Regions from separate parts of the Homo sapiens genome. Here region 1 is linked to region 2. A link is an interaction called in ENCODE POLR2A ChIA-PET data of the cell type or tissue named here. Cell type or tissue: GM12878. All regions are shown on one strand. Links, peaks and the distances in the headings refer to the core of each region. The heading gives the core; the rest is flanking DNA.

What was found. Peaks named below come from ENCODE experiments on the same cell type or tissue, not always from the same donor. Only the 100,000 strongest peaks of a DNase experiment are listed, where the experiment ranks them.
Region 1: POLR2A ChIA-PET joins it to region 2 with 10 read pairs; 21 of 35 experiments call an interaction of 5 or more read pairs at or near these places.

Annotation. Positions count from the first base shown.
Region 1 is chr17:45,352,935-45,363,894 of GRCh38, reverse strand. LOC105371796 (a long non-coding RNA gene) reads left to right here. Exons shown (of 3, transcript XR_934786.3): 3 at 212-646. Among named protein-coding and RNA genes, the nearest start is that of MAP3K14, 41 kb to the right of the region's middle. In GM12878, for the core only: no CTCF peak of the experiment used is centred there; DNase peaks (open chromatin) are centred at 5,858 and 6,254; H3K27ac peaks cover 2,080 bases.
Region 2 is chr17:45,297,970-45,308,929 of GRCh38, reverse strand. The region is part of intron 1 of MAP3K14 (mitogen-activated protein kinase kinase kinase 14); the gene reads left to right. Among named protein-coding and RNA genes, the nearest start is that of MAP3K14, 14 kb to the left of the region's middle. RefSeq lists enhancers at 1,079-1,218, 5,952-6,001, 9,742-9,891 and a silencer at 8,922-8,971. In GM12878, for the core only: a CTCF peak has its summit at 8,721; DNase peaks (open chromatin) are centred at 1,399 and 6,079; H3K4me3 peaks cover 2,053 bases; H3K27ac peaks cover 7,443 bases.

The sequences.
Region 1 (10,960 bases), core at 1,301-9,300, 55 kb before region 2:
GTGTATTTTTCTCGTTCACACAAAACTGCTGCAGGTTGGGTAACTGTCCAGGTTAGCTGTCCCTTGTACAGGCTACTTCCTTCTAGTGGCTCTACCATTTCAAACCATGGCATCTGTGGTTGCCACTAAAGGCCAAGAGAGAACAGGAGGGTTGGACAGCAGCACTTCAGTGTTTCGGTCCAGAAATGACACCTGTCACTTCCATTCACAGCCTGTTGGTCAGAGTTTGCCTCATGACCCCACCCTGACTGCACGGAAGGCTGGGAAGTGTGGAGGAGGACATGAGTAGTCAATGAGCATTGAGTGCCTCTGCCATGCTGGGTATCCCAGGGGAAGAGGAGACACAGGCACAGAGGACTGGAGGACTTTGAGGCTGGATATCTAGGTTCAAACCCAAGCTCTTCTAGAATGACTAGAAGCTATGTGACCTTGGGAAAATTACTAAATGTCTCTGAGTCTTGCTTTTCTCCTGTGCCAAACGGGGATAAAATAAGAGTTCCTACCTCACGAGGTTGTTGGGAAGATAAATCAGACCATGCTTATAAAAAGAGCTAGTGGTGCCCAGCACAAGGTTGGCATTTGTATTAGTCTGCTTTCACGCTGCTAATAAAGACATATCCAAGACTGGGTAATTTATAAAGAAAAAGAGGTTTAATGGACTCACAATTCTACGTGGCTGGGGAGGCCTCACAATCATGATGGAAGGCAAAAGGCATGTCTTACATGGTGGCAGGCAAAAAGAGAATGAGGGAAGCAAGTGAAAGGGGTTTCCCCTTGTACAACCATCAGCTCTCATGAGACTTATTCACTGTCATTTGAACAGTATGGGAGAAACCGCCCCCGTGATTCAATGATCTCCCACCGGGTCCCTCCCAAAACACGTGGGAATTATGGAAGCTACAAATCAAAATGAGATTTGGTTGGGGACACAGCCAAACCATATCAGCATTTAATAAGTGGACACTATTTGATTAGTCTGTTTAGAAAAAGTTGAAGATGCTCAACATATGACTGAAAAATAGAGCTAATTGAAAAATATAGCCAAAGCCTCCCTTTCAATAGCTGGCTCCCTTGTCTGCCCCTGCCCAGGGTCCCCTTGCTCTCCTTCCCTCCCCTCTGCAAGGACTTATAAGGATCCCCCAGTCAACCACTCCCCTGTGTGCGAGAAGATCTGCCCTCTCCCCCAGGGTGCATGTATCTGAAGTCTTAGTGTTGGGTACACGCATCTGAAGTCTTGGTGTTGATCGTGGGGAGAAAACCTTGGTGCTCTGTTGAAGAATACCAAACATTAGCAAGCAGATGAGAGAGGGGCACATATGTTCTCCAAACAGTGCTCCTACTTGTGTTTATGGCAAACAGGGTGCCCAGAGAATGGAAGATGCTGAGATCCTTGAAAAGTGTCTTGGAGGAGGTCAGGTTTAGGCAAGCGACTAGAAGGAGGGGGACCCCGGGTGGCTGAGGGAGGAGGGAGGGGCTGGAAAAGAGCCTGTAACAACCTCAGCAATGGAGGAGACAGTAAGAAACCATGCTGGTGATGGAGTGGGAGATAACTCTTCACATCCAGAGAGCTCTGCACAGTTTAAAAGTAAGGCCACCTGACTGGTGAAAACTCAACAGAGCTCAGTGGCAGGGAGAGCAACATCTGAACTCTCCTTTCCAGTGTTGCTGTCACTGGGAAGCAGTTGCCGAGCCAGGGACCACATTTCCCAGGCCCCCTTGGCCCCATGCCACGTTCTTGCCAATGGAATGGGAGCAGAAGTAACGTGTGTCACTTCCAGGCCAAGGCTTTTGAGGAGTGGTTATGCCTTTCATGGGGTCTCTTTCCCCTCCTATTAAATGAGTGTAGAAGATGATAGTTAGACCAGGCGGTGGTAGGGCCTCAAAATGGAAAAAGCCTGGTCTCTAAATCACTGCATGGGGGAAGGTCACCTGCAAACCAAGAACATCTGCAATGAACTGGTAAATAAGTGGGAAATAAACAAAATATATTTGGGGGTTTATTTGTTGTAGCAACTAGCATTGTCTTGAAGCATGGTGAGTACATCTTTCTTTGAAGGGGCTTCTGGGGCACTGTGAGGGGTACGGAGGGATGAAAGCCCCCTTTGGCACTGCCACTGCTCCTCCCCCAATGGTCCTCTTGCTTCACAAGGGGGAAGCTCTCTTGCTCTCCTTCCTTCCTTCTCCACCCACATTCTTCCCAACAAGACAGGGACAGGACCCAGCATGGGTGGAGTTTTGGACATCCAGTTTGGACATTCTTATTTCTTAAGAATCCTTCCTCAGAGCATGAGTTGGAAGTTTTGGCACTTTTGAGAGATGTGACCAGCTGACTCTATAACTGGGTGGGGCAACATGGGAAAACGAGATGGAGAGACCACCAAGGGAGGCAGTCAATGGAAGGGAGCGGAAAGGAAAGCCAGGCCAGGAGCTTGGATGTGATTTTTTTTTTTTTTTGAGACGGAGTCTCGCACTGTTGCCCAGGCGGGAATCCAGTGGTACAATCTGCACTCACTGCAATATCCGCCTCCCCAGTTTAAGCGATTCTCCTGCCTCAGCCTCCCAAGTAGCTGGGATTGCAGGCACCTGCCACCACGACCAGCTAATTTTTGTATTTTTAGTAGAGACAGGGTTTCGCCAGGGTTGGCCAGGCTGGTCTCGAACTACCGACCTCAAGTGATCCACCCATCTTGGCCTTCCAAATTGCTGGGATTACAGGTGTGAGCTACTGCATCTGTCCTGGCTATGATATTTTGAGTAAAGGGAAGTCCAGGTGTTTCAGACCCCATCTCCTCCCTGCAGGCTGAGCCAGCTAAGCAAGGATCAGGGCCCATTGTGGCTTCTCCTGGAGAGGGGAGAGTATACCACCTGTACCACTGAGGCCAGCTCATCTGTCCCCAGAGGACCATGCTCATCTCAGGCCATGGTGGCAACAGCCCCCACAGAGGGGTGGCTGCATGATGCAGCTCAGAAGGCTTGGGGGAACAGGAACACCTTCCCAAGGCTCCTTGGCATTGTCCTGCCTTCACCTCCCAGGACAGTGTTGAGGAAGAACATTCCTTCTTAGTAACAGGGCAGAGAAAGGAAGACGGTCTTCCCCGAAGTGCTATGCATCCGACTTCCCCCCATCACATGGCCACCTTTCTTTTCCACCCTCCCAGATCTTGCACAGCCATCTGCAAATAAGTGGTGTTCCTCCACCCCACTTCCCCACACCTAGGATAACCTGATGGACTGTCTTTTCTGGTGCTCACCTCTGCTGCTGTCAATAGAAAATGAAATTTTAAAAATTTCCTGGCCGGGCGCGGTGGCTCATGCCTGCAATCACAGCACTTTGGAAGGCAGAGGCAGGGGGATCACCTGAGGTCCAACCTGCCCAACATGGCGAAACCCTGTCTCTAATAAAAATAAAAAAAATTAGCCGGGTGTGGTGGTGGGCACCTGTAATCCTAGCTACTCGGGAGGCTGAGGCAGGAGAATCGCTTGAACCTGGGAGGTGGAGATTGCAGTGAGCCGTGAGCCGAGATCGTGCCACCGCACTCCAACCCGGGCGACCAGCAAAACTCCATCTCAAAAAAAAAAAAAAAAAAAAAAATTCCTGCTGGGCACAGTGGCTCATGCCTATAATCCCAGCACTTTGGGAGGTGGAGGCAGGAGGATCGCTTGGACCCAGGAGTTTGAGACCAGCCTAGGCAACATAGCAAGGCTTCATCTTTACAAAAAATTTAAATTTTTTTTTTTTTTTTTTTTTTGAGACGGAGTCTCGCTCTTTCGCCCAGGCTGGAGTGCAGTGGCGCTATCTCGGCTCACTGCAAGCTCTGCCTCCTGGGTTCACGCCATTCGCCTGCCTCAGCCTCCAGAGTAGCTGGGACTACAGGCACCCGCCACCACGCCCGGCTAATTTTTTGTATTTTTAGAAGAGACGGGGTTTCACCGTGTTAGCCAGGATGGTCTCGATCTTCTGACCTCATGATCCGCCCACCTTGGCCTCCCAAAGTGCTGGGATTACAGGCATGAGCCACCGCGCCCGGCCAAAAATAATGTTTTTAAAATTCCATCTTTAATAGCTCTTTTTAAAACCATGAAATACTTAGGAATACATTTCACAAAAGATATGTAAGACCTCTACGTTGAAGATTACAAAATATTATTGAGAGAAATTCAAGACCTAAATAAATGTTCATGGATTGGAAGACTCAAGATTGCTGGGATGACTATTCTTTCCAAAATGATCTCTAGATTCAACTCAATTTCAGTCATAATTCTAGTAGACTCTTGTCAAAATTGAATGTGTTGATTCTGTGGACACATGAAGGGGAACATCACATTTTGGGGACTGTTGTGGGGTGGGGGGAGGGGGCAGGGATAGCATTAGGAGATATACCTAATGCTAAATGACGAGTTAATGGGTGCAGCACACCAACATGGCACATGTATACATATGTAACTAACCTGCACATTGTGCACATGTATCCTAAAACTTTAATAATAATAAAATTAAAAAAAAATTGAATGTGTTGATTCTAAAATTTTTATGGAAATGCAAAGGACCTAGAATATCCAAACCGCCTTGAAAACAAACAAAATTAGAGGATTTATCCCGTCTGACTTCATGACTTTTATGACTTTTTTTTTTTTTTTTTTGAGATAGGGTCTTGCTCTGTCACCCAAACAGGAGTGCAGTGGTGCAACGATAGCTCACGGCAGCCTGGACCTCCCAGACTCAAGGAATCCTCCTGCCTGAGCCTCCTGAGTAGCTAGGATTACAGGTTCACATGACACCTAGCTAATAGTTAAAATTTTTGTAGAGATGGGATCTCCCTATGTTGCATAGGCTGGTCTTGAACTCCTAGCCTCAAGCCATCCTCCCACCTCAGTCTCCCAAAACACTAGGATTACAGGTGTGAGCCACTGTGCCCAGCCTTCATGACTTATTAATTATAAAGCTATAGTAATCAGAACATCGTGGTAGTAACATACGGTTAAACAAATAGATAAATGGAATGAAGACCTCAGAAATAGACCCACAATTAAACAGTCATTTGATTATTGTATAAAGTCATCAAAGCAGTCCAATGTAAAGTCTATTTCACAAATGGTGCCAGAACAATTGAATATCCATATGGAAAAAAAAAAACTTTTTTTTTTTGAGACAGGGTCTCACTCTGTCACCCAGGTTGGAGTGCAGTGGCGTGATCTCAGCTCACTGCAGCCTCTACCTCCCAGACTCAAGCAATTCTCCCACCTAAGCCTTTTGAGTAGATGGGACCACAGGCGCTCACCAGCACACCTGGCTAATTTTTGTATTTTTTGAAGAGACAGGGTTTTGCCATGTTGCTCAGGCTTGTCTCGAACTCCTGGGATCAAGCTGCTGCAGCCTCCCAAAGTGCTAGGATTACAGGTGTGAGCCACTGTGCCCGGCCTGGAAAAAAATAAACTTCAACCCCTCCTCCCTCACACTATTCATAAAAATTGATTTTAAATAGATCATAGAAATCAATCAAAAGCTAAAGTTATTTTTTGGGTTAAAATGTTAAAATTTCTAGAAGCAAACAGGAGAATATCTTTGGGACTGGGGAATAGGTAAGGTATCTTAAAATAGATCACAGAAAGCAATTTTTTTTAAGATTGATAAATTGACTTAATCAAAATTAAAAATTTCTGTTCATCAAAAGACAGTATTAACAAAATTATATGCAAGCCTCAGGGAGAAAATATTTGCAAAACATATCTGACAATGGATTTATATGCAGAATATATAAAGGATACCTACAACTCAATAATAAAAAGATAAATACCTCAATTTTTAAAATAGGCAAAATATTTGAATAGACACTTCACAAAAGAAGACACAGATGGCCAAGAAACACATGAAAAAGTGCTCAACATCATTAGTCATCAAGACAATATAAAATAAAACCATAATGAGACACCAACATACACCCACCAGGAAAGCTAAAATTAAAGATTGACAACATCAAATGTTGGCAAGGATGTAGAACAACTGGAACTCTCATACATTATTAGTGAGAATGTAAAATGATGCAACCACCTTGGGTAAAAAGCTGGTAGTTTCTTATAAAATGAAACCTATCTATGACCCAGCAATTTCATGTTTAGGTATTTACCTAAGAGAACTGAAAGCATATGTCACAGAAAGACTCATAAAAGAATTTTCACAGCTGCTTTATTCATAATTGCTAAAAACTAGAAACAGCTCCAGTGACTATCAACAGACGAACAAATAATTCTTCTGTTATAATCGCCTAATACAATATCGCTGAGCAACAAAGGATATTAACTACCAATATGTGCAACAACAACATGGATGAATCTCCCACTGCTAGCTGTGAAACTAGCTAGATCCAAAAGAGTATTTACAACTGGGACTCATAATGCAAGTCCTAAAATAGGCGAAAACTAATCTATGGTGACAAAAATAAGAATGACTGAGAAGTTGCATGAGGGGACTTCCTCAGGTGATGATAATGTTCTTGATATCTTTTTTTTTTTTTTTTTTGAGACAGAGTTTCGTTCTTGTTGCCCAGGCTGGAGTGCAATGGTGCGATGTCGGCTCACTGCAACCTCTGCCTCCCAGGTTCAAGCAGTTATCCTACCTCAGCCTCCTGAGTAGCTGGGATTACAGGCATGTGCCACCACACCCAGCTAATTTTGTATTTTTAGTAGAGAAGGGGTTTATCCATGTTGGTCAGGCTGGTCTCGAACTTCTGACCTCAAGTGATCCACCCACCTCGGGTGGCTCATGCCTGTAATCCCTGCTGTTGATATCTTGATAGGGGTTTGAGTGACACAGGTACAGGCATTTGTCAAAACTCACCTTAAACTCACTCATATTTAAGATCTGTGCATTTCCTGTGTGTAAATTTTACTTAAAAAAGGCAAACAAATATTGAACTCTAGTTAATTATATTCATCCTGAAGTGTTTAGGGGTAAAATATACTGATGTCTGCAACTTTCTTTGAAATGATTCAAAAAATAAATAAAAAGGCAGAAGGATGGGTGGATGGGTGGGTAGACGGATGGGTGGATGGGTGGGTAGACGGATGGGTGGATGGAATGATGGATGGACAGATGGACAGATGGACGGATGGATAGATGGAGAGAGAGATGTACAGATATGTGATTAAGCAAATAGAGTAAAACGTTAATTGTAGAATCTATGTGGTAGTTATATGAATGCCCACTGTATAATTCTTTCCAGTTTTCTGTCTGTTTGAAATTTTTCATAATAAAATGTTTTGGAAAAAAGGCAAATCAAATCTTGGGCAGCACAGTCTGGACCATTTTTTCTCCTCTTAAGAGACCACTGGGTTGGGCGCAGTGGCTCACGCCTGTAATCCCAGCACTTTGGGAGACCAAGGCGGGCAGATCACGAGGTCAGGAGTTCGAGACCAGCCTGACCAATATGGTGAAACCCCGTCTCTACTAAAAATACAAAAAAAAAAAAAAAATTAGCTGGGCAAGGTGGCGCGCACCTGTAATCCCAGCTACTCGGGAGGCTGAGGCAGGAGAATCACTTGAACCTGGGAGGCAGAGGTTGCAGTGAGCCAAGATCGTGCCACTGCACTCCAGCCTGGGCAACACAGCGAGACTCTGTCTCAAAAAAAAAAAAAAAAAGCAAAACGAAACAAAAAAACAACAAACGAACAACAACAACAAAAACAAAACACTGAAAACTACCCCATCAGGCCTGCATCCTTGTTCACCAGAAGAAGCCACCATTGATCCACCATTACCAGACACTCATCCCAGGCTGGCCAAGCCTTCTTCTCATCTTCCCAAGCCCTCCCGCTGAGCTCTCTGGAACTCCCACTCTACCCTACTCTCAACCTCTTCTGGAACTCCCACTCTACCCTACTCTCAACCTCTTCTGGAAGTTTCCCCCTACTTCCTGGCCCTAATGGAAACCAAGCAAGTCCCTGAGATATACTTCCTCCTGGCTCAGAGGAAGCTATTGTTTCTCTCCTATTCCAGGATCCTCAGAGCCAGGAGGTGAGAGGGACACGTGTTTTTCTTACTCCCTACTACTCTTTCCAAGTCCTTTCTCTTCCTTCCTCCTTCAAAAACCCTAGTTCTGGCCAGGCACAGTGGCTCACACCTGTAATCCCAACACTTTGGGAGGCACAGGCGGGTGGATCACTTGAGGTCAGGAGTTTGAGACTGCTGGCCAACATGGTGAAACCCCCATCTCTGCTAAAAATACAAAAATTAGCCGGGCAGGGTGGCGCACACCTGTAATCTTAGCTACTCGGGAGGTTGAGGCACGAGAATTGCTTGAACCCGGGAGTCGGAGGTTTCAGAGAGCCGAGATCATGCCACAGCTCACCAGGCAGGCTGGGTGACAGAGCGGGACTCTGTCTCAAAAAAACAAAAACAAAAACAAAAAAACCCTAGTTCCTTTGAAGTGCACACTAACTGGCTAAACCACTCTGTACCTCTCTCCAGTGCATCCATCTGTCTCCTGCCCAACCTCCTTGTTCATTGTGGACTTTAGCTCCAGGCACTGTCTCCACTCCAGCCCTGTCAACATTCTTGTGACCTCACCATCCACATGTGTGAACTTCAATACCCTGGCTTCTCAGTCACTTGAACTCCTCACCTCCAAAGACCTTTTGCTCCACTCCAACTCTGCCACCCGTTTGCATAGCACACTCTAGACCTTGTCCCACCTCCAACATCCTGATTTCAGGATCCCACACTTAGACACCATCACCCACCCCTCTGGCCCTCTGGCTCTCATTCCCCACTGCACCAGTGTTCTGAGTGAGGAGAGCTGCAATCCCGCCACCCCACCACTTTTCCTCCACAATCCTTCTCTTGTTCTCTTCTTCCCATCAAAATGCCCTACCTTCTTGCTTGCTTTACTTTTCTCTGTAGCGTTGGCCATCTTCTAACATCGATAAAACTGACTTATTCATTTTATTAGTTGACACTCTCCACCCAATAGAATGTGTGCTCCAGGAAGATAGCGGATTTTGTCTGTTTATTTGCTGCTATAGTCTCAGTGTCTAGAGCAGTGCCGTGGCATGCAGTAGGTGCTTAATAAATGCTTGTTGAAGGAAAGAGTGAGAGAGGGAAGGCAGGAAGGCAGGCAGGCAGGAAAGCAGGAAGGCAAGAAGGCAGGAAGGCAGGAAGGCAGGCAGGCAGGAGGGAAAGCAGGAAGGCCACCTTTATTTAAAAAACAGAACCTGTCCCTCCTCAGGAATGTCCTTTCCTTCCCACCTCTCCATCAGTGCCATGCTCTCCTCCTTGTGACAATTGGAAGCGTATCCCTGCTCCTCTCCAAGGCCATTTGCTCCACAAGTGCAGTAGACGCTGTCTCCTCTCACCTCCTTAATAACTGATTGGACTCGTAAGACATTCTCCCTCCTCTGCCATCACCAGCCTCTGTCTCTGAATTAGATCCTTTCAGCTGGGCGTGGTGGATCATGCCTGTAATCCCAGCACTTTGGGAGGCCGAGGCGGGTGGATTATTTCAGCTCAGGAGTTCCAGACCAGCTTGGCCAACATGGTGAAACCTTGTCTCTACTAAAAAATACAAAAAAATAAAAAATAAATAAAAATGAGCCGGGCGTGGTGAAGCACGCCTGTAATCCCAGTTACCTGGGAAGCTGAGGCAGGAGAATTGCTTGAGCCTGGGAGGCGGAGGTTTCAGTGAGCTGAGATTGCACCACTGCACTCCAGCCTGGGTGATAGAGTGAAACCCCGTCAAAAAAAAAAAAAAAAAAGATTTCATTTGCCTCTACTATCTTCCATCTTTTAAAATTCCTCTCCTGACGCATGTGCACATGCAACTACTGTGCCATTGCTTTGCTCCCTCTGCCTCAATTTCCATTCATTATTATCATTATTTATTTATTTATTTATTACTCTGTCTCCCAGGCTGCAGTGCAGTGGCATGATCTCAGTTCACTGCAACCTCTGCCTCCCAGGTTCAAGCAGTTCTCCTGCCTCAGCCTCCTGAGTAGCTGGGACTACAGGTGCGCGCCACCACCCCTGGCTAAATTTTTGTTTGTTTGTTTGTTTGTTTGTTTTTAGTAGAGATGGGGTTTCACCATGTTGGCCAGGCTGGTGTCAAACTCCTGACCTCGTGATCTGCCCACCTTGGTCTCCCAAAGTGCTGGGATTACAGGCGTGAGCCACCATGCCCAGCCCCCATTCATTCTTCAACCCACTTCAACAGCCATCTCGGCCCAGGAAAATCACATGCTAGGACGACACAGAGAGACATAAAGAGCCTGAATACCCAGTGATGCCAAGGAAATACAGAACCAGCCCAGGACTACCTACTTCCAGGCTTCTATTTTGTGTAAGTGAAATAAGTTCTATCTCATTTAAGCCATTGCTATTTGGGGTTTGCTCTTACGTCAACTGGTCAACTGAATCTTCAGTGATAGATCTTATCGCTCCTACTAGGCTGAAAGCAATTGAGGGCAATGGCTGTACTTATTTGCTTCAAGTGCTTTTAAGAACATAGGTTCTAAGTAAATGCTTGTTGGGGTGAATGAGATCTTGAAAATTAGCCAGACGCATCACCCTAGAAGATGGAGGACCCACGCTGAGCACCAGCCTAAGGTTAGTGGCCAGGATTCCTTTGTTCTGTGGATAAGTGTGGTCACGTGTGGGATGGGGAAGCCAAGGGGAAACACACTGAGGAGGGAAGAGGAAGCGAGAGGTGGAGGTAATGAGTCATGCTTGGTCTCCTCCTGGGTGTGAGGAGGCTGATGAGCCTTATTGGTCAGGGGGTGCAACTGGAGTTCCATCCCTAGGTTTCTTTTCTTACAGTTTTATTGAGATTATAATTCACATACCATACAATTCACCCATCTACAGTGTACAATTCGGCTGGGCATGGTGGCTCATGCCTGTAATCCCAGCACTTTGGGAGGCCGAGGTGGGTGGATCACTTGAGCTCAGGAGTTCAAGACCAGCCTGGCCAAT
Region 2 (10,960 bases), core at 1,262-9,261:
TTCGGGAGGCCAAGACAGGCAGACCACTTGAGGCCAGGAGGTCAAGACCAGCCTGGCCAACATGGTGAGACCCGTCTCTACTAAAAATACAAAAATTAGCCAGGTGTGTTGGTGGGCACTTGTAATCCCAGCTACTCGGGAGGCTGAGGCACAAGAATCACTTGAACCTGGGAGGCAGAGGTTGCAATGAGCCATGATCGCACCACTGCACCCCAGCCTGGGCGACAGAGCAAGACTCTGTCAAAAAAAAAAAAAAAAGATTAGCTGGGCATGGTGGTGCTTACCTGTAGTCCAGCTACTTCAGAGGCTGAGGTGGGATGATCACTTGAGCTCAGGAGTTCGAGGCTGTAGTAAGCTATGGTTGTACCACTGCATTCCAGCCTGGGTGACAGAACAAGTCCTCTTCTCAAAAAAGAAAATATAGTTCAAAGTAGAATCAGACAGTGAGTAGCCAGCTAATAAACACATAACTGACCACCTCCCACCCCTCCAAGTGAGAATTGGGAGGGCAGTGACCACACTGGCACATCCCATAGGCTTGGTGCCACTAGAGAGTTGTAGGCAGGTAGATCAAGGCAGTGCTTCTAGGTAACTGGGTTCAGCATTCCAAGAAGGCCTTTCAAGGGTTTCAACAGAGAAGGCTCTTGGTCATCCTCATATTCCTGCTGGCCAGCACGGTGCCTGAAACATGGTAGCCACTGATTAAATATTTGCTGTTGAGTGAAAGTACAAGACTTGAATCCAAACTCCTCCCGCTAAGCCCTGCTGGCCTCGGGGAGGACGAGAGAGCCGTGGGCTGTTTCATGATTTACCCTCTTTTACCAAAGAATCGTGTGAGATCCTCTGAGAATATTCCTCATCATGCCCCATGTCCCAAGCCCTTTTTTACCTTCCCAAGGGAGGACAAGAATATGACCCCTCATTATAAAGGGACCCCTCTGCCACTCATGTCCTCAAGCTGGTTACTTGGTCCAGCTTGTCAAAGAGCATGTGGGGCAGCATCTGAAATGAGGCCAGGGTCAAGGTTGCCCCGCCACAGGGCGGAGCTGGACCTGTGCCTCCTTCCATGCATTGGAAGCCTTCTGTGGAAGCTGAGTTCTTTGGGTTTCTTGTTTATTCTGAAGTTCCTCAAACTAGTTCCTCAATTTCAGAACCAGTCACCAGTGACTACAATGAACTTGAATTCTCCTATACAGGGAGCCTGAGCCTGTCTTTCTTCATCTTTTCTGAACACAGGTAGACGCTGCTTGAAGCCACTCCCACCTCTGAAAACCAGATTTCTAAACCCAGAAAGGAGCGGTGGGTGGTTGTATTTCAGCGAGATTGACCGTAGCCTAGGGAACTTCTTGCTCAGAATCCACCCCAAAAGGTTAAATAAGGAGAGTTGTTTTTCACAACCAAAATGCTGCTTGTAACGATGATCTCAAAGCTTGGCAAGATCACAAAGTACGTTTTGAGTCATCAAAGAAACTGGCTGTGTTTCACATGATTTTAGTGTCAAGGGCAATTATGGCCATCTAATCTTTGGAAATTGGTCATGTTAAGTGGCATACAGGGCAGCCCCCACTTAATCAGAATATTCAGTTACACAAAATACCCTAAGTTGCTGATTTCGATGACACTTGAAATTTTTTTAATTAATTAATTAATTAATTTTTTTTTTTAATTTTTTGAGACAGAGTCTCACTCTGTTGCCTAGGTTGGAGTGCAGTGGCACAATCTCGGCTCACTGCAACCTCCACCTCCCGGGTTCAAGCGATTCTTGTGCCTCAGCCTCCCGAGTAGCTGGGATTACAGGCACCCACCACCACACCCAGCTAATTTTTGTATTTCTAGTGGAGGCAGCGTTTTGCCATGTTGGCCAGGCTGGTCTCGATCTCACAACCTCAGGCAGTCCGCCCGCCTGGGCCTCCCAATGTGCTAGGATTACAGGTGTGAGCCACCACTCCCGGCCTGAAAAATTTTTTATACAATATACATTAAACATTCCTTGTTGCTTATTGTATAAAATTAAGTACACGTGTGACAGGTTTTTATCTCAATACTACCTTGCCCGACATGTTCTCCTGCATATTGGGTCTTTGTGGATCCATGATGCCCCCTGTGGCGTCTTTTCTATTTGCTGTTGGCTCTCCTTGTGCAAAGGATTTGAAGGTTGAATTGAAAATACCATTGTAATACTTCTCTTTTAAAGCTTATAAAATGCCCTGTATCAGGGCCTGGGGGCAAAAGTACTGATGAAATTTATGAAGATAGCAAATGATGCTCGAGTCTTTGTTATAAAAAGAATGGTAAATAGGTTCAAGAAGCCTGCAGCCAGGCTTTGTAAAGTGAATGGCAAATTTGCATTTGTCATAGAATTTCTCCTTGGAATGGGCCTGGCTATGTCAGGCCTGGGTGGGCTGAGGAACACAGGCCCACCACAAGTCCAGCTTGGAGTCTTTCTTCCCTGTTGTCATTTTAAAGTTGCTTTTTCCAGAACATAGGCTGGCTGTAGTTCATGCTTCCTAATTAAGGTGCTTCCTCCCAGGCCAGTCCCTGAATTTCTCACTAACCTTTGACTTGTGACAGCTTCTGCATCTCGGTCCCAATTTTTAAAGCTTAGATCATTTGGGAGTAGGAAGAGTGTCATGGTTAAGAGTATGGGCTTTGACATAAAAGTCTCTTGTGCAAATCCTGCCGCTGCCACTTCACTGCTGTGTGGCCTTGGGCAAATTACTTGGCCTACTGAGGCCCAGTTTCTTCCTCCTTGTAAACGGATAACATTAGTGCCTTGCTCACAGAGTTGTGAGGATTCAAGAAAAAAATGCACGCATTACCTAATACATGGCAGATAATAATAGCTGTCATTATTATTCATTTGTATGATTACCAACAACCAGCATGTAGTTATGTGTATACAAATAGCAGATTGTTGTAACACTCAAAGATGACCACAGGACAACTAATTTCAGCTTTAGCTGCCAAGGAATTGTGGGTCCCAGTTCATCACGCAGAGCTGAGGCACTGCCAGTGGACACAGAAGCCAGATGGGGTGTGCAGAATGCTCTTCAAAGAACATCTTCATGGGTTCTTGCCGACCACTCTGTCCCTCTGCTTTCAGGATTGTCCTCCTCCTGCTTTGACCACATCTGTTCCAGACTTTCTGTCTGATGCTAGGGCTGCTGGCTAGAAGCTGTGGGAGGTAGGCTTCAGTGCCTTATAGCAGCAACTTTGAAGCAACTTAACACTTATAGACCATGACTCACATCTGTAATCCTAGCACTTTGGGAGGCTGAGGTGGGCAGATCACTTGAGGCCAGGAGTTTGAGATCAGCCTGGCCAAGATGGCACAATCCCATTTCTACAAAAAAATAAATAAATGAAATTAGCCATGCGTGGTGGTACATGCCTGTAATCCCAGCCACTTGGGTGGCTGAGGCATAAGAATCGCTTGAATTCGGGAGGTGGAGGTTGCAGTGAGCCAAGATCACACCACTGCACTCCAGCCTGGGTGACAGCAAGACTCTGTCTCACAAAAAAAAAAAAAAAAACGGCCGGGCGCTGTGGCTCACGCCTGTAATCCCAGCACTTTGGGAGGCCGAGGCAGGTGGATCACGAGGTCAGGAGATCGAGACCATCCTGGCTAACATGGTGAAATCCTGTCTCTACTAAAAATACAAAAAATTAGCTGAGCGTGGTGGCGGGTGCCTGTAGTCCCGCTACTCAGGAGGCTGAGGCTGGAGAATGGTGTAAACCCGGCAGGCAGAGCTTGCAGTGAGCCGAGATTGCGTCACTGCACTCCAGCCTGGGCGACAGAGCAAGACTCCGTCTCAAAAAATAAAAAAAATAAAAAAACATAAAACCAAAAAAAATCTTACACTTCCAGTCATACAAAGGTCTGACTGCTCATCTTGTAGCGGCTTCCATCTCACTGGAGGTTCCACTGATGTTTCCAGAGTGCCCACTGCATGCCAGGCACTGTGCTATGTAATTTAAACTTTGTTCCTTGCATTGAGTCACCGTGTAAAATTCTATCATGTAGGTTTGAGGATCCCTATATTACAGATAAGACTCCTGAGTCTCAGATTATGTGACCTGCCCATGGTCACACACCAGAGTATTGAGAAACTAAGATTCAAACTCAGATCTTCTGACTCCAAGGCCATCCTGTCATGTAGCTGAATGGCCATTCCTCAGGATTAGTAAGTAATATGTTGGAAGAAATTACCTCTGAGGGTCTTTCTGATCCTAAGAGCACTTTGATTATTCCTTTATGATTTATTTATCCATCTACCCATTTTTTCCCCATCTAGACTATAGGCATGTTGAAAGCAAGGATAGCATCTTCACAGCAAATAAATAATACAATGTTTGGAAACCACCTATCTGATGCTATCTACTTCTCTGACACATAGAAACAGGAGAAAAGATATAACCCATTAACAAAAGAGTCACCCAGAAATTCCAATCCCAAGAGCTTACCACCTAGAATTCCTTCTACATGTACACATAAATGTGAATAAGGGTAGAGTTTTTTCCATTATTACGTATAAGTGAAAAATTGGAAACAAAGTTTCCAGGTGGGAAAATGATGATACATCTGTACCTTCCAATCTTATGAAGCCTTAAAAAGAATGAATTAGAGGTCAACCATGGTGGCTCACACCTGTAATCCCAGTACTTTGGGAGGCCAAGGCGGGTGGATTGTTTGAGGTCAGGAGTTCAAGACCAGCCTGACCAACATGGTGAAACCCCGTCTCTACTAAAAATACAAAAATTAGCCGGATGTGGTGGCTGACGCCTGTAACTCGGAAGGTTGAGGCAGGAGGATCACTTGAACTCGGGAGACGGAGGTTGCAGTGAGCCAAGAATGGGCTGCTGCGCTCCAGCCTGGGCGACAGAGCGAGACTCCGTCTCAAAAAAAAAAAAAAAAAAAAGAAAAGAAAAGAAATAAATCTAAATGTGCTGAGATGGAATAGTATTCATAGTATCTTAAGTGAAAGATACAATTTGTATGACATTACATGTGTATAATCCATGTTTCTTTTAAAAATAGTCCCAAACTAGGCCAGGCACGGTGGCTCACGCCTGTAATCCCAGCACTTTGGGAGGCCGAGGCGGCTGGATCACGAGGTCAGGAGATCAAGACCATCCTAGCTAACACGGTGAAACCCCGTCTCTACTAAAAATACAAAAAAAAAAAAAAGTCCCAAACTATATGTTTATATATGTATAGTAATTGGAACTAGAAGGATTTACATGAAACTTAAGTGTTTTTTATGTTGCAGAGAGGACGGGACGGTGCCGGGATTTTTTTTCTATATACAATTTTGTTTTGTTTACATTTTTACAATGAACAATTATTTTGGTATTGGAAAAAAATTTTTGAGATGGAGTCTCACTCTGTTGCCCAAGCTGGGGTGCAGTGGTGCAATCTCGGCTCATTACAACCTCTACCTCCTGGGCTCAAGTGATTCTCCTGCGTTAGCCTCCAAAGTAGCTGGGATTACAGGTGCCCACCACCACACCCAGCTAATTTTTGTATTTTTAGTAGAGACGAGATTTCCCCATGTTGGCCAGGCTGGTCTTGAACTCCTGACCTCAAGTGATCCACCCACCTCGGCCTCCCAAGGTGATGGGATTACAGTCATGAGCCACTGCACCTGGCCTGAAAAAAAATTTTTAAGCAAGGTTAAAGATCACATATAAGAAAGGCAGGAGAGGCTAGCTAGGAAAACTGTCCTCCCTTGGGTTTCCCAGACTAGGACTAACCCTGCGATTCCCACCCCTTTGCGCAAGCAGTGGAGGAAGGGCTGGTTTTTTTCTCCCTGGTCCACTTCTGCTGTTTTTCACTCTGGGGGGCCACTCTTGCCCAGGGGCATGTGGTCCATCCAGCACTAGCACGGGCCTGTAACCACGCATGCATTTGCCATTCGATAAATCAAAGCAGGAAACAGTCCGCATCTTCTGAGCACCTTCCTATTTCTTGAGTCACAACTGATAAAACTCTCAGTCCTCAGCAGAGAACAAGGGAGGGAATGAAATGAAAACCAAAACCAGGAAGGACAAGCTTGCCCATCTCCAGCCTTCTGTTTTGCGGCCCAGCTGCCAGAACTCAGTGAGCAGAACAGAAGAGCCACAGACTTTCTGGTGAAGTTTCCTGCCCACACATGGGTTTGTGCTTGCATGTGTGTGCATGTGCGCGCACACGGTTGGAGAAACCAGCTCATCACATATTTATAAAGCCCCAATCTCAAGTGTGGACCTAATGCTTCCTAAATTCTCATCCCATGCCAAGAGATTCTTTTTTAGTTGTTTTCATGATTAAAAAGTAATACTTGGCCGGGCACAGTGGCTCATGCCTGTAATCGCAGCACTTTGGGAGGCCAAGGCAGGCAGATCACTTGAGGTCAGGAGTTTGAGACCAGCCTGGCCAACATGGTGAAACCCGGTCTCTACTAAAAATAGAAAAATTAGCCGGGTGTGGTGGCAGGCGCCTGTAATCCCAGCTGCTCAGGAGGCTGAGGCAGGAGAATTTCTTGAACCCAAGAGGCGGAAGTTGCAGTAAGCCAAGATCGCACCGTTGCACTCCAGCCTGGGCAATAGAGTGAGACTCCATCTCATAAAAATAATAACAATAATAAAAATGAATAAAAGTAATACCTACAGAGAAAATCAGTAGAGGGAGATACAAGAAACTGTTAACGGGGATCCCCTTATAGGAATGGAGGGAAGGACTCATGCTTTTCAATGGCACCCCTTCTGTATTTTTTTTTTTAACCACTTAGAAACATTATCTGTTAAAAATGAGAACCAAGGTCGGGCGCAGTGGCTCATGCCTGTAATGCCAGCACTCTGGGAGGCTGAAGCAGGTGAATCTCATGAGCTCAAGAGTTCAAGACCAGCCTGGGCACCATGGCAAAACCCTGTCTCTACCAAAAATACAAAAAATTAGCCAAGCGTGGTGGCACGCACCTGTCCCAGCTACTTGGGAGACTGAAATGGGAGGATCACTTAAGCCTGGGAGGCAGAGGTTACAGTGAGCTGAGATCGTGTCACTGCAGTCCAGCCAAGGTGACAGAGTGAGACTGCATCTCAAAAAAAAAAAAAAAAAGAGAACTGAGAAAACTAATATGTGCTCACTGAAAAAGTGGAAAAATTAGAAAGGTATAAAAAGAAATATTAAATCATCCATAAGCCCACCACCAAAAGAGAACCATTGCTATATGTCCTAGGTATCTGCATTTTTATAAATATCATTGTAATATACCGACACATGTATATAGGGTCGTATTTTAGATATGCTTCTGTATCCTCTTTCTACTAATTTAATATCCCATTTTTCCATATTGTTAAAATGATTTATAAACATTTTTAATGGATGTTCCATGATTTATTTAATAATTATCCTTCCCCTGTAATTAGACTTTTTTGTTCCAGTTTTTTTACTGTTATAGAAATACTGTGAACTTTTTTTTTTTCTTGAGATGGAGTTTCGCTCTTGTTGCCCAGGCTGGAATGCAATGGCATGATCTTAGCTCACTGCAACCTCCGCCTCCCAGGTTCAAGCGATTCTCCTGCCTCAGTCTCCTGAGTAGCTGGGATTACAGGCATGTGCCACCATGCCTGGCTAATTTTGTATTTTTAGTAGAGACGGGGTTTCTCTGTGTTGGTCAGGCTGGTCTCAAACTCCTGACCTCAGGTGATCTGCCTGCCTCGGCCTCCCAAAGTGTTGGGATTACAGGCGTGAGCCATGGCACCCGGCTTTTTTTTTTTTTTTGAAACAGGATCTCATTCTGTTGTCCAGGCTGGAGTGCAGTGGCGTAATCATGGCTCACTGCAACCTTGCACTCCTAGACTAAAGCAATCCTTCCACCTCAGCCTCCTGAGTAGCTAGAACTACAGACACGTGTGACTATGCTCAGCTAAGTTTTGTATTTTTTTGTAAAGATGGGGTCTCACTATATTGCCCAGGCTGGTCTCAAACTCCTGGACTCAAGCAATCCTCCTGCCTTGGCCTCCCAAAGTGCTGGTATTACAGGCATAAGCCACCATGCTCAGCCCTAAACATTTTTGATTATGCTTTTTTCTGTTTTTTTTAATTTGTTCCCTACTTAGATTGCAATTCTGTGAGTTGTGCACACAAAAAGTGGGTATCTTCACTTGCTATGATGCTTTATTGTTCCCAGAGTTCCTTCATCTACATTGTTTCATTGAATGAGTAAAAGGGAGTGGGGGTGTCAGGACCAGGAGGAGGATGAGGATAGAGGAGACAAGGTGCTGTGGGCAGGCAGAAAAGGAGGCCGTTGTACAGTGGAGCTGATGGGAGGAACTTCCTGGGTAGAGGCTGAGCCTTGCCTTTGAAGGACAAGCAGGATGTATGGGGTGGCCCACACAACAGCATGGCACACATGGGACCTGGAGAGTTGAGTAGCCAAGGGGTTGTAGAGAGATCAGACTGGCCAAAGCCAAACCCTATGTTTGGGGAAACAATGGCCAAAAAGATTATGGACCACAGAGCTGAGACTGAGCCCATAAGCAGTGCAGAGCCAGCAGATGTCTTTGAGCTTGAGGTTGTCTTAAGTACACGATGTTTCAAGATTAGCTCAGCGCCAGGGTGGGAGGTCAGAGAGAAGCTGGAAGTGGGTAAGACCAATGCCAATAGAATAGATGCGAGGGAATTGCCCTAAACATCTGAAGGGGCCTTATAGACAGTAGTTTCTGCACGGCTAGGGCCGGCCAGCCATCATCAGGCATGTGGTGGTAATTGCAGGACAGTCAGAAACTTTACCCCATAAATTGTATTTACCCTGCAGTTTGACCTGTGGGATTGGCAGCAAGACTGAGTTTTGTTTTTTTGAGATGGAGTCTCGCTCTGTTGCCCAGGCTGGAGTGCAGTGGCGCGATCTCGGCTCACTGCAACCTCCACCTCTAGGTTCAAGCAATTCTCTCATCTCAGCCTCCTGAGTAGCTGGGATTACAGGCACGCGCCACCATGCCTGGCTAATTTTTGTATTTTTAGTAGAGACAGGGTTTCACTATGTTGCCCAGGCTGGTCTTGAACTCCTGACCTCAACTGATCCACCTGCCTCGGCCTCCGAAAGTGCTGGGATTACAGGCGTGAGCCACCATGCCTGGCCGAGACTGAGTTTTTGAGGGCATGTCAGATTTGTTTCTTTTTAATAATTGATCTGTAAGATTTTAATGATTAATGTACCTTCACATTTCATATCCTCCTTAATGGGAAATGCTTATTCAGAAATTACTCTCCTGGGAAGCAGGCCTCAAGCAGGCCAATGAGTCCAGTTCTGAGGTTCCTCCAGCTGCGTTTCACTCACAGTGCCTGAGTGCAGGCCCCAGTAAGGCCCCTTCCTCCTTCCTCAGACATCTGTTTCTATGTCCCAGGGATCACATGGCCATTCTCCTTCTCCGCCTGAGGGAGAGAGTGAAGCAAGCCTTTCAGAAGCCTGTCACTTGTCAGATTGTTAGCCCAGGCCAGGGTGGGGGTTCTGTACCAATGGCAGGATTTTCTTTTCTTTTTTCTTTTTTTTTATTTTCATAAAGACACAGTCTTGTTATGTTATACATGCTGATCTCAAACTCCCAGGCTCAAGTGATCCTCTTGCCTCAGCCTCCCAAAATGCTGGGATTACAGGAATGAGGCACTGTGCCTGGCCAGTGCCATCTGCCCCTACTCTGCAGCTTCTGCCATCTGGAACTTTACCCCCAAGAGTCTGGGAGGAATGTGGAATTATACCCCGCTCACTCATCTGAGAATTTAAACCCTGGGGGTATATGAGGATCAAGCGTGTGTCCATGGTCTGATAGCTGAACTTCATCTGCAGCCTCCTCTCCTGGGACTGCCTGACTTACGCTTTACTCACTGACAACTTCAAGCTGCTGGTGATTGCTGCATTGACTCACCTCTGTGCCTTACCTTTTGCCATCCCCTCTACCCAGAACACCCTCTCCTTTTTCTTGGGCAGGTCTTGCTCACTGCTTCAGACTCAGCTCAGGCATCACCTCCTGGGCTGGACTAGGTGTCGCTCTGTGTTCCCGTCACATCTGCTGTGTGTCTATCTCTGTCATTGCATCCCTGTATTGTACTGAACTCTTCTGACTTCTTGTCTGTTTCCCCCAGTAGACTGTAAGATCCTCAAGGGACAGTGTCTTCTTCCTCAGTGTACTGCCAGCACTCAGCACGGGGCCCAACACCCAGCAGACCTAGTACATGCCCAGGAACTGCCACGCATAAGATCCTTGCTCTGCAGCTAGACAGGACACTCTGGGGCCAAGACCTTACTCAACATAAAGCCTCAGCCTGCCTCCAGTCATTGGATTTGGAGGCTCTTTATCGGGTGCCTAGAAGTGATTATATCTTTTTGTCTTAAGTATTTTGTCTGATACGAATATTACTTCTTTGTGGTTAATATTGGCCTGGCACATCTCTTTCTATGTCTTTATTTCCAACTTTTCTGGATAATTTTGTTTTGTTTCTTTTAGTCAGCATCTAGCTGGATCTTTTAAAATCCAATCTGGTTTGCTGTTTTGTAATCTACTCACATGTACTGTGGTTAATGACATGCTAATATTTTGCCTTATTTCTGCCATCTTGTGTTTTTATTTTATATTTATTGTCCTTTTTGCTTCTTTTTTCCTCCTTGCCTTGCCTTGTATCAGATTGACAGCATTTTCTATTTTTCCTCCTTTATTCTTCTGGTCTGAATTGTATTTCTATTATTTTAGTCATTACTCTTAAATCAACATACATACTAACTGTAATTTTTTCTAATAAAATTTAAAAGTTGTTGTACATAAAGTCCCCAAAAAGGCAAGGATCATGTTACTTTTTACCCATTGAACAACCCATTTCACCCATCTTCCTTATTGTTGGTGTCTAGATTTTCATGTTTTAAAACGATTTAAACTGGCCAGACATGGTGGCTCATGCCTGTAATCCCAGCACTTTAGGAGGCCA